Regions from separate parts of the Homo sapiens genome. Here all the other regions are linked to region 5. A link is a contact called in ENCODE Hi-C or POLR2A ChIA-PET data. All regions are on one chromosome and are shown on one strand. The core of a region is the stretch at or near the end of the contact, and the rest is flanking DNA. Distances in the headings are between cores, read along the strand shown. Region 1 has its middle 16 kb from the start of MIR492. Region 2 overlaps PLXNC1 (plexin C1). Region 3 overlaps PLXNC1 (plexin C1). Region 4 holds the start of LINC02404 (long intergenic non-protein coding RNA 2404). Region 5 holds the start of EEA1 (early endosome antigen 1).

The links. Hi-C counts contacts between places; a loop is a spot of excess contacts on that map. ChIA-PET counts read pairs that join two places held with the same protein, here RNA polymerase II (POLR2A). Pooled maps may share reads with other maps.
Region 1: a pooled map shows a loop between it and region 5 (6-fold over the local background). The contact joins the enhancer-like site here to the promoter of EEA1 in region 5. A Hi-C loop is called at or near these places in 2 of 37 single-sample maps with no recorded cell type and 4 of 50 pooled maps.
Region 2: a loop to region 5 is called in a map of naive thymus-derived CD4-positive, alpha-beta T cell, with 6 times the contacts of the local background. The contact joins the enhancer-like site here to the promoter of EEA1 in region 5. A Hi-C loop is called at or near these places in 1 of 168 maps with a recorded cell type or tissue (naive thymus-derived CD4-positive, alpha-beta T cell) and 10 of 50 pooled maps. POLR2A ChIA-PET finds 5 or more read pairs at or near these places in 1 of 52 experiments (CD4-positive, alpha-beta memory T cell).
Region 3: a loop to region 5 is called in a pooled map, with 5 times the contacts of the local background. The contact joins the enhancer-like site here to the promoter of EEA1 in region 5. A Hi-C loop is called at or near these places in 1 of 37 single-sample maps with no recorded cell type and 9 of 50 pooled maps. POLR2A ChIA-PET finds 5 or more read pairs at or near these places in 2 of 52 experiments (activated B cell and activated T-cell).
Region 4: a map of natural killer cell shows a loop between it and region 5 (25-fold over the local background). The contact joins the promoter of LINC02404 here to the promoter of EEA1 in region 5. A Hi-C loop is called at or near these places in 2 of 168 maps with a recorded cell type or tissue (naive thymus-derived CD4-positive, alpha-beta T cell and natural killer cell) and 9 of 50 pooled maps. POLR2A ChIA-PET finds 5 or more read pairs at or near these places in 1 of 52 experiments (CD4-positive, alpha-beta memory T cell).

What each region holds. Positions count from the first base shown.
Region 1 is chr12:94,816,923-94,819,622 of GRCh38, reverse strand. No RefSeq gene overlaps it. Among named protein-coding and RNA genes, the nearest start is that of MIR492, 16 kb to the left of the region's middle. RefSeq lists an enhancer at 1,063-1,582. Within about 2 kb of position 1,427, at least 3 of the 41 ENCODE cell types and tissues checked have a DNase peak (open chromatin) inside an H3K27ac peak, as active enhancers do.
Region 2 is chr12:94,207,439-94,210,138 of GRCh38, reverse strand. It overlaps PLXNC1 (plexin C1), which reads right to left. Exons shown (of 31, transcript NM_005761.3): 5 at 435-549. Among named protein-coding and RNA genes, the nearest start is that of PLXNC1-AS1, 32 kb to the right of the region's middle. RefSeq lists enhancers at 1,431-1,690, 2,341-2,410. Within about 2 kb of position 1,363, at least 12 of the 41 ENCODE cell types and tissues checked have a DNase peak (open chromatin) inside an H3K27ac peak, as active enhancers do.
Region 3 is chr12:94,256,731-94,259,430 of GRCh38, reverse strand. It overlaps PLXNC1 (plexin C1), which reads right to left. Exons shown (of 31, transcript NM_005761.3): 18 at 56-94. Among named protein-coding and RNA genes, the nearest start is that of PLXNC1-AS1, 82 kb to the right of the region's middle. Within about 2 kb of position 1,275, at least 2 of the 41 ENCODE cell types and tissues checked have a DNase peak (open chromatin) inside an H3K27ac peak, as active enhancers do.
Region 4 is chr12:91,873,992-91,876,691 of GRCh38, reverse strand. LINC02404 (long intergenic non-protein coding RNA 2404) reads right to left here and starts at 1,389. Exons shown (of 3, transcript XR_945201.2): 1 at 1,288-1,389.
Region 5 is chr12:92,927,873-92,930,572 of GRCh38, reverse strand. EEA1 (early endosome antigen 1) reads left to right here and starts at 1,278. Exons shown (of 29, transcript NM_003566.4): 1 at 1,278-1,530. The coding sequence starts at 1,507. RefSeq lists a silencer at 809-1,888.

The DNA.
Region 1 (2,700 bases), core at 178-2,677, 1.9 Mb before region 5:
AATGTATGTTGATCAGGGACTGTGGGTATGTATAGGGTCAACATTCTCTCCCATCTGCTTTTAAGTAAGTGCTGACTTTGCCAGGCCAGGTGAATGAGCCTACAGTCATTTTAAGGTGGAAATAATTGGTTAGTTTAGACTATTTCAGCATTTCCAACACCTAGATTCTAGTAGATATTCCTTGAAAAAGGTGTTAGCAGTGGTGAGTCCATACAGGTCTGCAGCAACCTCAATTCTTCCCTCTTCAGAAGAAAATATTTGACACAGAGACCAAGGCAAGTTTTAGAGGAATGAAAGTTTATTCAAAAGCTTTACAGCAGGAATGAAAGGAAGTGAACTTGGAAGAGGGCCAAGGGGGTGACTGGAGAGATCAAGTGCATGGATTCCCCATTGACTTGGGATTTTATATGTTGTCATATTTCCAGGAGCTTGTGTCCCTTGTCTCCTGATTCTTCCCTTGGGTGGGCTCTCCGCATCCGCAGTGGCTGCCAGCACTTAGGAGTGATGCATGCACGGTATGTTTACTGGAGTTGTACGCATGCTCACTCGAGGCATTCTTCTCTTACCAGTTGAATGTTCCTAGAAGGTCATATACCAGTTAAACTTTGCCATTTTGCCTCTTTTTTGCTTGAGCCCACTGGCCCAACTCCTGAGATCTTATCAGGAAACTGCTGATTCCCAGCTTCAGGTGTTTCTATCTATTGGGAGACTGCCTTTCTCTGGTGCTGGCTGTGACCAATTATTATTTTATTTTATTTTATTCTTTTATTTAGATTCTCGCTCTGTAGCCTAGGCTGGAGTGCAGTGGTGCGATCTCGGCTCACTGCAACCTCCGCCTCCCAGGTTCAAGCGATTCTCCTGCCTCAGGCTCCCGGGGAAGCTGGGATTACAGGTGCCCGCAACCATGCCCTGCCAATTTTTGTATTTTTATTAGAGATGGGGTTTCACTGTGTTGGCCAAGCTGGTCTCAAACTCCAGACCTCAAGAGATCCGCCTGCCTCAGCCTCCCAAAGTGCTGGGATTACAGGTGTGAGCCACCGTGCCCGGCCCAATTATTATTTTAGAGAGACAGTTAACAACTGCCTGACCTCAGTGGTTGCCTGACACTCCTGGAGTGGGGCAGGGGAGCCCTCTTCTGCCCTGCTCAGGTCTAACTAGCTACCTACTATCACAAAAGGAGTCTGGTTAAAAAGGTATTGTGGCAAAAGGGAGTATAGTATGGGTTCCCCAACCTTACTTGGCCGCAACACCTTTGTGTGGCTGAGCATCTTGGGATCAGCAGCCTGCAGGACACTGGAAATTGCTGGACTGAAGGTCAGTGATCTGAGAGACAGGAAAGTACCCGCAGCGAGACAGTGCGAAGAGAGCAATTTTAGAAATACTTCTGCTTTTGTTTCTCAGTTTTTGTTTCTCGGTGCTTATTTTTAACCTAAGTAGTAGTCATTTGAAGCTCTCAGAAGCTCATGGGCTCTTATCAGATGAAAGTACCCCAGACCTTGCAGGATTAGGAACATCATCTGGCCTGAACAGAAGGTAAAATTGCTGTCTGATTTTCTTTTTAGAGAAACCTGTTAGTGAAGCTGGCGATTCAGTTCTTTCTGGTATACATTTAGGACCTGTTAAATATATATTCTGCCTCAAGGGGAAATCATATTCTAAAAAGTAAACAATTCATAGGCAATTCTTGTACCTTGAGAATCCATTAATGGCTTTCAGAAGGCAAATTTTGTTGTCAAGGGGACAGGTTATATGGGCAACTTGCTTCTATTAATACTTTTCTGGGCAGATTAACTAAATGAACTAATATTTAACTTGGTCTAATAGAATGTTAGCCAGAACAGTGCCTGGTAACAACAACAATAATACTAGCTAACATTTCTTAAGTGGTCACTATGTCCCATAACTATTATACATGTGTTAACTAATTTAATCCTCACAAAAATGCAATGAGGTAGCTGTTATTTTTACTCCCACTTTATAAATGAGAAAATATAGTAATATAGCATATTTTACATATATACAGTAATATTGTAGCAGGACGAGCTGCAGACAAAACCCCTCAGACACCGAGTTAAGGAAGGGCTTTATTCGGCTGGGAGCGTCGGCAAGACTCACGTCTCCAACAACTGAGCTCCCCAAGTGAGCAATTCCTGTCCCTTTTAAGGGCTTACAACTCTAAGGGGGTCCGCGTGAGAGGATCGTGATCGATTGAGCAAGCTGGGAGTACGTGACTGGGGGCTGCATGCACTGGTAATCAGAACGGAACAGGACAGGGATTTTCACAATGCTTTTCCATATAATGTCTGGAATCTATAGATGACATAACCGCTTAGGTTAGGGGTCGATCTTTAACTACCAGGCCCAGGGCTCAGCGCTGGGCTGTCTGCCTGTGGATTTCATTTCTGCCTTTTAGTTTTTACTTCTTTATTTGGAGGCAGAAATTGGGTGTAAGACAATATGAGGGGTGGTCTCCTCCCTTAATATAGCATAATAGTGAGGCTAGAACCAGTGATTGGCTCTGTATTCATAAGAGTGAGTAACAAAGCAAAGCAGATTTTACAGTAAGTTCTTTCTTTTTTTTTTTTTTTTTTTTTTTTTTTTGAGACAGTCTCGCTCTGTGATCCAAGCTGGAGTGCAGTGGTGCGATCTAGGCTCATGGCCCGCCTCCCAGGTTCAAGCAATTCTTGTGCCTCAGCCTCC
Region 2 (2,700 bases), core at 114-2,613, 1.3 Mb before region 5:
CCTCAACACATTAGGATAAGGGACCATTACACTAAACAAAATTCTGCAATTAAGCCACCTTTAAGGTATCTCGTTGACCATGAATCTGAACCTCTTTTTTCTTTATTTTCAAAAGCAATATGTATTTCTACAACATTAGAAGTCCAACTTTTCTTCCAGTTCAACCATTGAGGGTCATCTTCAGCTCCACAAGACGACAAACTCCATGAGAGCAGGCCCATGATGTGACTTGGTTACCGCTGTATCCCCAGCACCTTGCAGAGTGGATGGCATCTGGTGGGCACTCAATATTCGTTAATGAGTGCTAAATGAATGGAGTGCTATCACTAAGCATGTTTGATTGCTAATGGATATTTTACACACAGAAGAAATTTAGCATCCGCTGTGCAAAATGAGACAATACAACGAGGACAAATTAAAATCTTTCCTCTTACCTTTTCTTTACTGCTTCGAATTATCTGAATTTTAGGGCACTTTTTTGCTCCAGACGAAATATCCAGCCAGTTTTCTAAGTTCTCTGAATGTACACAATCTCCTTGAAAAGTGCACCTAAAAAAACGAGGCAACAAAACAGCGACCCCATACGTGTGTTAGTTAAAACAGCGACCCCATACGTGCATTAGTTAAAACTTTCTTATACTTGGCTTCAGTACAAAATGCCAGACCTTGTACAGTGGATTATTGATTTGAGCGAGAATAGGAACATGATGCTAAAACCATGAAAAGCAACAAGAAAACAGCAGAGCATTTTTTTCCATCATGTCTAGGAGCAAAGAACAAATGTAGACAACATGGTGAACTTCGACTCCTGAGCCATCTCTCAAGATGACATCGCCAAATATATCTGAAACACATCCTCCCATGGATTCTGAAATAGGGAGCTCCCTTTTAGAAATGCCTAGCAAAGAACAGCTCAAGGAAGAGTTCACATATTGTATAAATTTTAGGTTTGCTATTCATTCTCAGAATATCAACCTATTGTGTAACTTGATTTTGTTTAAAAATAATAACAAAGTTACTATTTTGTGCTTTGCAGTATGATAATTAAATAGAAAAATTTCAAGGGCAGAGTCTGCCTAAGAATTTGATAAGACATTCCATAACCATCTGCTACATACCATTTATTTAGACAGATACCAAATTATATCAAAAGATATAGGTGAAACATTTTTCCAGGGCCATTTTCCCAAGTCAGCCAGCTCAGAGGCTGACCCAGATAAGTCTTAAGCTGTGGCCAGGGCCAACTACTTTGATAAAGAGATGCTCAGAAGCTGAGTGGTGAGATCACTGGCTTGCTTGATGTGTCAGTCACTCTAGGTCACACTAACTTGGGAACCCTTGCCTCACCAGACGGGGCACCAACCTGGCAAGAAGAACAAATACCAACAGCACGTTATCGCCAAAGGGTGTTGGACTCCACAGATATTCCATTGAATAGCATCAAGGAAAGAACGAAATATTTCTAGTACTACACCTCCTCAAGGCTGAAGATTAAAATGCAGGGGTGGTAAACCAGTGATGGTGAATTTTTAAAAGAAACTGAAAACACATGAATCATGAGATTGAAAAGCAACCAAATGATGACCACATTCAGCTACGGGGAGTCCCGGAGGGGATCCGAGCGGAATGAGGAATGGATGGGCCCAAACAGTGTATTTGGCTTCCTAAAGGTTTTATTTTTTCTCCTTTCTCTACTCTCTCTCTCTTTCAATTCTTAAGAATTTAGGCCTCATGGCTTCATCTTTGAGCTCTGTGTTAATTTGAATATGGCAAAAATAGAACAGGAAGTCAGTGAGTTTCACTAAACGTCATCCCCAAGCACAATACCTTTAGCATGTCACCGGCTTCTGACATTTGGGGAACCCTGCTCCCAATAAGCACATCTGTGTTCCACCTCCCACTACATCTGTGTCAGTTTCTTCTCCAACATTATAACCATGGGGATTTTCATCGGCAATTCTCCAAAGCCATAAATTTATCTGACCCTTGATGGCTAGCTCATCCGTCAAAGACATTAAGTTCAAATTAAACCGCCTGTCAATGTCAGAGAGAGTTTGCAACGGAGAGACAAGCACTGCTGGATTGAAAAACAGAATGACGAAGCTGGTTCTTTCGGTTGTATCTGAAATAGATCATGACTGTCAAAAACTCCCTGCCTCTCATGGGCACTCCGGTTTGTGTAAGGCACTTCCTCTGCCTATAAGAAAAAAAAAAATAAGCCAATTCCGAAGAGACTGGAGTACAAATATTTTTGTTGGCTCTTAATGCTGCCTGGGAGTCAAAGCCTAAGGCTGCCAAAAAAACAAGTGTAAAATATTTCATACAAATAGTGCTACAATTTGCCAATTTGTAGGCAGAAAACAGTAGTGCCACTGAGTTATCACTCCCTTTTCTGAACTCCTATAGCATTTCTTGTCAGAAGTACATATTTCGGTATTTAATCATATGCTGCCTCGAATTACAACTTAACTATTTCATAAGTCTATCTCAGTTCTCCCCAAGTAAGCTCTAAGCTCCTCAAAGAAGGGAGAAGGTCTTTAATATTTCTTTAGCAAATCCCTCAGTGTCTGGCAGCATGATATGCAAATACTAGGGTTTCAATAAATATTTTTGAATGAAAGGATGAAATATGAAATCTCTATAGGTCTTTTCTGTTGCTGATTTTTCTTTCTAGAGTTTTAATTCATGTCTGACTCCTCC
Region 3 (2,700 bases), core at 26-2,525, 1.3 Mb before region 5:
AACACTATGAACATCAGGCAGTCACTGGGCTAAAAATGAAAACGTAGAGACTTACATGCATATCTTCAGTGAAGATGTGGGTGAAGCCACCTGACTGAGAGGAAGGAGACACTTTTATTATTCATAACATCCAAAGGAAATGAAGAGTGTATTTTTGTTATAATACCCAAGTCCGTTTTAATAAAGTAGAGACACTATTTGCTAATCTGAAGCGCCCCTGGGTTTATGGTGGCTGCGTATTCTCTAATACATAATAAATAATTATTCAGCTTTCAAGAAACGCCACTGAATTCCGAAAGCCTCTAAGAATAATAATTATCATGGCATTAGTTCCAGGTTTGGTAGATGAAGGTATCATCCCACGTTTTAGAAGAAGTGATTTAAGAGTTAAAGAAGGGGTCATTGATGAAGATTATGCAAATATCAGACCCCTCTTCAAGCAATTTACCTTCTAAAGATAAAGACTAAATTACGTTGTTAAGTTTTACAAGTCTTACCTAAGTAGCATCTACTGTTTCAATACACAATGATATTGAAAGACAGGGGGTAGTTAAAAGCATAGAATCTGGACCAAACTACTTGGGTTCCAGTCCTGGTTTTAATCACATACTGGTCACATGACGTGGGATGTGTTACCTAACCTCTCTGTGTCTGACTTGCCTCATCTCTGAAATGGGGACAGTAATGGTTCCCACCTCAGAGGTTTAGTGTGAAAATAAAATGGGTGCAGAGTAAGTGCCCTGTGTCAGTTATCATTACTGGTTTTATTCCTAATTTATAGCAAACTAGACCACAATGCTATCACCCCACTGGTTTCTAAATGCTAGGTAGCTCTGGAATATAAAAAGGGTTTATAGTGTATCATCAATCTTATTAAAAATCAATGGTTAAACTTTAAAAGTATGTTAAGCAATACTTTAAGTCCACAGAATGAGACTCTAAACTCAAAACATTCAAGTTTTTCTTCTTTTTTGATAATAATAGAAACTTTGAGCTAATTTTATATCTTGTGAAGTAAATTTCTTCTGTAGAGAATTTTGCTTCATAGTTTCAAATCTGCAAGCCCAAGCAAAAGACCTGAAACTATTTTGGCCATATCCTCCCCTAGTAAAAAGCAAAAAAGCCCCAAAAAAACAAACCAAAAAAACCCCCAGACCCTAGGTTTGCATTTTCTGGTTCTTAATATTTTTCTGCTGAACCAACTTCATGTAAATAGACAGGAGAAACAGGTTGATTCTTAATCGTAAATACGGAAGTGCCGCCCTGGTTCTCTCTGTGTGTTTTTTTGTTTGTTTTGTTTTTTTGAGACGGAGTCTTGCTCTGTCGCCCGGGCAGGAGTGCAGTGGCGCGATCTCGGCTCACGGCAACCTCTGCCTCCCGGGTTCAAGCAATTCTTTATTTTTTTTTGAGACGGAATCTCCCTCTGTCGCCCAGGCTGGAGTGCAGTGGCGTGATCTCGGCTCACTGCAACCTCCGCCTCCCAGGTTCAAGCAATTCTTTTTATTTATTTATTATTTTTTTTGAGACAGAGTCTCGCTCTGTCGCCCAGGCTGGAGTGCAGTGTGGCGCTATCTCGGCTCACTGCAAGCTCCGCCTCCCAGGTTCACACCATTCTCCTGCCTCAGCCTCCCGAGTAGCTGGGACTACAGGCGCCCGCCACCATGCCTGGCTAATTTTTTTGTATTTTTAGTAGAGACGGGGTTTCACTGTGTTAGCCAGGATGGTCTTGATCTCGGGTTCAAGCAATTCTCTGCCTCAGCCTCCCGAGTAGCTGGGATTACAGGTGCACGCCACCATGCCTGGCTAATTGTGTATTTTTAGTACAGACGGGGTTTCACCATGTTGGCCAGGCTGGTCCCTAACTCCTGACCTCAAGTGATCCACCCGCCTCGGCCTCCCAAAGTGCTGGGATTACAGGCTTGAGCCACCGCGCCTGGACCCGTGGCTCTCTGAGTTTTAAGGCTGCTTCCTCCTTTCATTCAAATTTCCCTTTTCTTCAGCTTAGATCCTCTGCCTACCCTTATTTCTTCTCCTACTTTATGCAAAGCAAAGAAGAGTCAATAAAATAAAAAGCAAGGCTTTAAAAGCCAAAACCGACAGGCAGAGCAAAGAACCCTGGCCTCCTTTGAGAACCTACAATCTCCTCTGGATTTTGCCTGTTGCTTTTTTGTAGGTGCTGAACACCCAAATCCTACCCCCACAGCCCCCAACCTCCAGGCCTAGAGGATTCGGCTTCTGATCAATCCATAAAGAGCCTAATTAATACCAGGACTTATCTGCAGCCTGGAATGCATTTAAGTGGCATTGTCTTCTTACGATCTGTTTCCCTGTTCTATCTTTTCTTAATTATTATAAAATCAGTTTTGACTTAGGTCTTCTTGAAAGGGTTCTGACAAATTTATGCATGTTTTTTCCTGGGTTCTCTCCTTTAAACAACTTCTGACTTCAATTTTTATGACTTTCCCAGTTGTTTTTCAAGATTATACACAACACTGAGTTAAATCAGTTTGCCTCCTTTGCAACTATCTCTCTTCTCCTAAAATAAGGTAGCATTGTTCCTGGGATCTTTTTTTTTTTTTTTTTTTTGGAAACACTCAACTTGCAACAGTGTTCCTTTACATTCATTACTCTATCTTGTTCTTGATTACCAAATTTAGAAGATAAGAACATTTCTTTTTTCAGGCCACAGATTATTCAGCA
Region 4 (2,700 bases), core at 140-2,639, 1.1 Mb after region 5:
ATTACAGCTTTCAGAGGCTCTGAAAAATAAATATTTGTTAACTTAAATAAATTCCAGAAGCATTCTAATGAAAAACAGTATGTGTATTAACCCAGTAGCTATTTACTGAGTGGCTACTATGTTGTAAGCATAATTATATCCTAGTTCAAAGTGACTTGAGCATGAATATTATGAGTTTCTGCTTTCAACTCATTTATATGCTATTAAGAGAAATAGAGAGAGGAAGGAAGGGAGAGAAAGAACAGGGTATGGTGGAAATCTAGAGCAGGGAGGAATAAACTTTGCCTGGGGCAATTGGTCAAGTCTTCCAGGAGAGGAAGAGTTGATCTGGGTTCTGAAGGATGGGTAATACTCAACAGGCAGTTAATGGGAGTGTAAATTACTTCAACCATTGAAAAAATTAGCATGGTGATTCCTCAAAGAGCTAAAAACAGAACTACCATTTGACCCAGTAATCCCATTACTGGCTATATATCCAGAGGAATATAAATCATTCTGCCTTGAAGACCCATGCACGTGAATGTTCATTGCAGCACTATTGACAATAGCAAAGGCATGGGATCAGCCTAAATGCCCATCAGTGACAGATTGGATAAAGAAAATGTGATACATATACACCATTGAATACTATGCAGCCATAAAAACGAATGAGATCATGTCTTTTGCAGGAACATGAATGGAGCTGGAGGCCATTATCCTTAGCAAACTAATGCAGGAACAGAAAATCAAATACCATATGTTTCACTTATAAGTAGGAGCTAAATGATGAGAACTCATGGACGTACAAAGAAGGAAACAACAGACACTGAGGCCTACTTGCGGGTTGAGGGTGAGAGGTGGGAGAAGAGCAGAGAAAATAACTATTGCATACTAGGCTTAGTATCTGGGTGAGAAAATAATCTGCAAAACAAACTCCTGTGACACAAGTTTACCTATATAACAAACCTGCACATGTACTCCTGAACCTAAAATAAAAGTTAAAAAATAATCAAATGGCAGAAAAGATAATAAGGACATTACAGGCAAAGTGAGTAGTTCTTGCAGAACAAAATTTATGGAAGGAATGTTTTAATTAGGAAACTAAGAAAAGTTCAGAGTGACTGGAACATTGAGAGAAATAGGGAGAGAAGGGGCATATTCATTTTTGACTGCTGCATAATGAGTGATCACAAACTTGGTAGCTCAAAACAACACTGTATTAGTTAGGGTTTTCTAGAGGGACAGAACTAACGAGAGAGAGAGAGAGAGATAGATAGATAAAGGGGAGTTTATTAAGTATTAACTCACACTATCACAAGGTCCTACAATAGGCATCTGTAAGCTGAGGAGCAAGGAGAGCCAGTCCAAGTCCCAAAACAAGAACCTGGAGTCCAGTGTTTGAGGGCAGGAAGCATCCAGCATGGGAGAAAGATGTAGGCTGGGAGGCTAGGCCAGTCTTTTCACGTTTTTCTGCCTGCTTTATATTCCAGCTGGGCTGGTGGCTGATTAGATGGTGTCCACTCAGATTAAGGGCGGGTCTGCCTTTCTCAGCCCACTGACTCAAATGTTAATCTCCTTTGGCAACACCCTGATAGACACACCCAGGATCAATACTTTGCATCCTTCAGTCCAATCTAGTTGACACTCAGTATTAATCATCACAAACACGTAGGTATTATCTGAAGACTTTTATGGGTCTGGGTATGGGTTAACTGGGTCCTCTGTTCATAGTCTCATTGGGCTGAAATCATGGAGTTGGCTGGGGTTATAATCTCGTTTGAGGCTCAGGGACCTCTTTCAAGCTCACATGGTGATTGGCAGAATTCAGTTATCTGAAGCTGTGCAATTGGGAAAATTATTTCTAACTAGCTGTTAACTGGAGACCCCTCTAAGTCCTAGAAGTCACCCACACAGCCCCTCCATAGGCCCTGTCAGAACATGCCAGTTTGCTTCATTCTGAGGCCAACAGAAGAGCTTCCCTATCCCATTTCCGCTTCCCTTAAAGCACTCATCTGATTAGGTCATGCCCACCCAGGATCATCCCCCCTTTTGATGAACTCAAAGTCACATGATTAGTAGTCAGTGATATCCCACCATATTCACTTACTCTGCCCACATTCAAGGGGAGGACATTATAACAGGTTGGGGACTCCAGGAGTCAGAATCTTAGAGCTCTTTCTATCACAATCGAAGTAGGAAAAAGCTGAAGGAATCCAAAATTTGAACTTTCTGTAGGCCCTGTCACTATCCATCTAGTTTTGAGTCCCTTCATTGATATACACTTTTATCTATAAAACCTTCATAGAGATGGTCTCAGTCTAAATAAATAATATAACTAACAGAATTCTGCACACTGCTTTGCACATATATCTATGGTATGAAGTTTCTTCATACCAAAGCCACTCTGAGGAATTCACACTATTCTTCAGGGTGAAGAATGGAAAGTTTGTTAACATTGTTAAGAAGGGAGGGAACATGATCAGATTTGCTTTTTGCACTGGGCCAGGATGATGAGCAATCTGGCCTCAAACTCACTACTAATTTGTATTTTAATTACCCTAATACAACACATGACTAAGAATTTGATAATACTTAGTTTTTATGATGGAAAATTTTGAACATATCAAAATAAACAGAATGATATATTTCCCCATGTCCTGACCTTGGTTTTGGTAGTTATCAACTATCAATGTCATGTTTGTTTCACCTTTCCTCTTTTCC
Region 5 (2,700 bases), core at 29-2,528:
CAAATATATTTGGGATAGAAATATCATATTACATTATATAATGCATTATACTTTACAAAACATTTTCCTATTCATTAACTGATTTGCAAATAATATTTAATTTTGTGCTGCTTTTCAAAAGATCTGGAAGTGCTTTCCAAAAAGCACTCCATTCATTGCTTCATAGGCTTCATTCAGTGGTCTGTTGGTTTTTTCTTTTTTTTTTTTTTTCCCTCCCAGCAAGGTTAGTTCCATTATTCCCTCTCCTTCCCTATTCAAGCAATATTAAAGGCTTCTCTTTTTCTACCAGGGTGTTAAGTTGAGCCTCTTGGCTGTGAATATTGGCAGAATGGTAGGACGCAGAAGCTGTGATTTCTCGAGTTAAATAATGACATCGTGCCTGGAGGTCAGTTCAAAGACCACGTCGTTTTGGCACGATATTTATCTGTGACCTCATTTTCTTCTTAATCTATAAAACAGAGGCGTTAATGACAATTTACTTCATAAATCGATTATCAGAATAGGACTTAAAATTCCTTAGGAGGTCAAGCACGGGCTTTAGAAAGTGCAACATGTGAACATCAGCCTATTAAAAATTGTTTTGATCTAGAAAAGACAACCTCAAACTTCTCTTGCCAATTCAAATTCCAGCTTCTTCCTACCCTTCTTTTCTAAATCTTTGCTTTCTCTTTGGCTGAAATTAGAAGCAGGAAGGGAGCAGGGAAAGGAAACCTGGGACTGGAAAAGGGCAGGGAAGCCCAACAGACCGGTTAAGCACGTCTGAGATTCTCTAGTCGGCTTCAACCCAGGGGCTAAGAGGCAGAGTCAGCGTTTCCAGCAGAAACTAGCATATAGCTCAGGCTCAATACCACGTCGAGTCAGGAGCCATCGCCGGAAGGGTCACACCGACACATTTTACAAAACAGCCTAAGGCGTCCCCTCCTCCCGCCTGGGTCAGGGAGGGACACCCCCAGGGGTCCTCGCCCGCCTCCCACTAGCGGGCACGCGGTCGTCGCGCGGGCGCGGCCCTCTGACGGAGCCCAGGCGTGCACTCCGCAGCCTCGGCGTCCCCCAGCTAGCCGGAAGAAGCTGCGGCGACAGCGTCCTGCCGCCTGTCTGTCACGCAGCCGCCCACGTTGCCACCGCTTCCGATTGGTCGCTGGCCTGGACCGGCCCCCTTCAGCCCCGCCTCCCGCGAATGGACAGGCGAGGGGCGGGCCCGCCACCGCCCCGCCCCCCGGCGGCCGCGGGCGGGCCCGCCCATCTGTCAGTTACGGGGGCTGCCCGGCGGGCGGGCTGGAGGCGCTCGCAGGCTGCCTAGTCGTTCGCTCGCTCTCTCTCGCGTGCTCCCTCTCGCCGCCTGTGGGGAAGTCGGGGCCGCCCGAGCGGCCGTCGCCACCGCCTCGCCCCGACCTCCTTCCCGGTCCCCTCCCGGCCCAGTCCCTCCCGCCCGCGCACCCCGAGTAGTGAGTGGCCCCGCGCAGGGTCTGGAGAGTCACCGCGGCGGCGCCGGGTGGTGGTTAAACCATGTTAAGGAGGATTTTACAGAGGGTAAGAGAGTGAAACCGTCTTTCTGGCAGCACGTGAGCGGGACAGCCGGAGCTCGGGGCCGCGGCGCGGGCGCCCCTCCTCAGCGCGGGCTCCTTCCTTCCCTAGGCCCCACAGCCCGGCAGGCGCTTAGGCCTCGGTCGCCCGGCCCGGGGGCGGGGAGGGCGGGTGGGGCCGGCGCGGCGGGGCGGCAGGCAGAGCCCTGGTGGCCCCGCGCGTCCAGGCCTGGCGCCCGCTCCGGCGCGGGGCTCCGTGTGTGCGAGCGGGCTGCGAGCTGGAGGGTGTGGTGCCGGCGCGTTCCTCCCGGGAACCCTGAGTGGGAGTGAAAATGGAGAGTTGGTGCCCGTGGGACGGGCCAGCCGCCGCCTGCCGGGCTGGAGAACGCCCCATGGGAGATTCGGGCGGCTTGCTTCGCCTTTCCCCACCCGCCGCACTCCCCGTGCCCCCCAATTTGACACGATGCGCACCTGCCACACACGGCCCTGCTTTCTCCTTTGGACCACAGTGGAGGGTGGTGTGGTGAGCCCCGGCCTAGCCTGGGCCCAGGCGTGGGACTGACACTGGCACAGTCAGCCGAGAAGGAAGATGTTACTCACTGTTGGAAACTTTTTTTTTAATTAAAAATATGTTTTCTGTGCAAGCCCCACTACCTTATTTTAGCTATCCAAGAATAAATCCGCAGTAAGCTTGATCAAGTGGTATATACACTTAGTTTCTGCCTGTGCTGTCTCTGAAATCTGGAAAACCTTGAGGATAGAAAGATTAGAGCATTAGAAAACTGTAGGTGTATCATTTAAGAATCAGTTACTAGAATAACATAATTCACATCTCTTTTCCTGTAAGAGTTATTGTACCTGTCAACTTAAATTTGTTTTTTTTTTTTGGTATAGCTTTTTTCTTTTCTTTTTGAGGCTGATAGGGTGTAACAAAATGTAAATGATTGAAAAGTAGGTGCCGAGCCTATTAGTTCTTTACCGAGGGAGTAGGATAACTAGTTCAAAGGACAAAAGAAATTAGTGAATTTGTAGGATTCAGCCGAGGAATGTGCGGAAGAGAGTTGAGTCATCCAGTAGATAGGAAGGGAGTGCTCTTGCTTCTGCCTAGCTTTCTCCTGAAAGAATGAAGTCATGTGAAACTTGGTCAGTTATTAGAGGGAGAAATAGTTAACTTCTT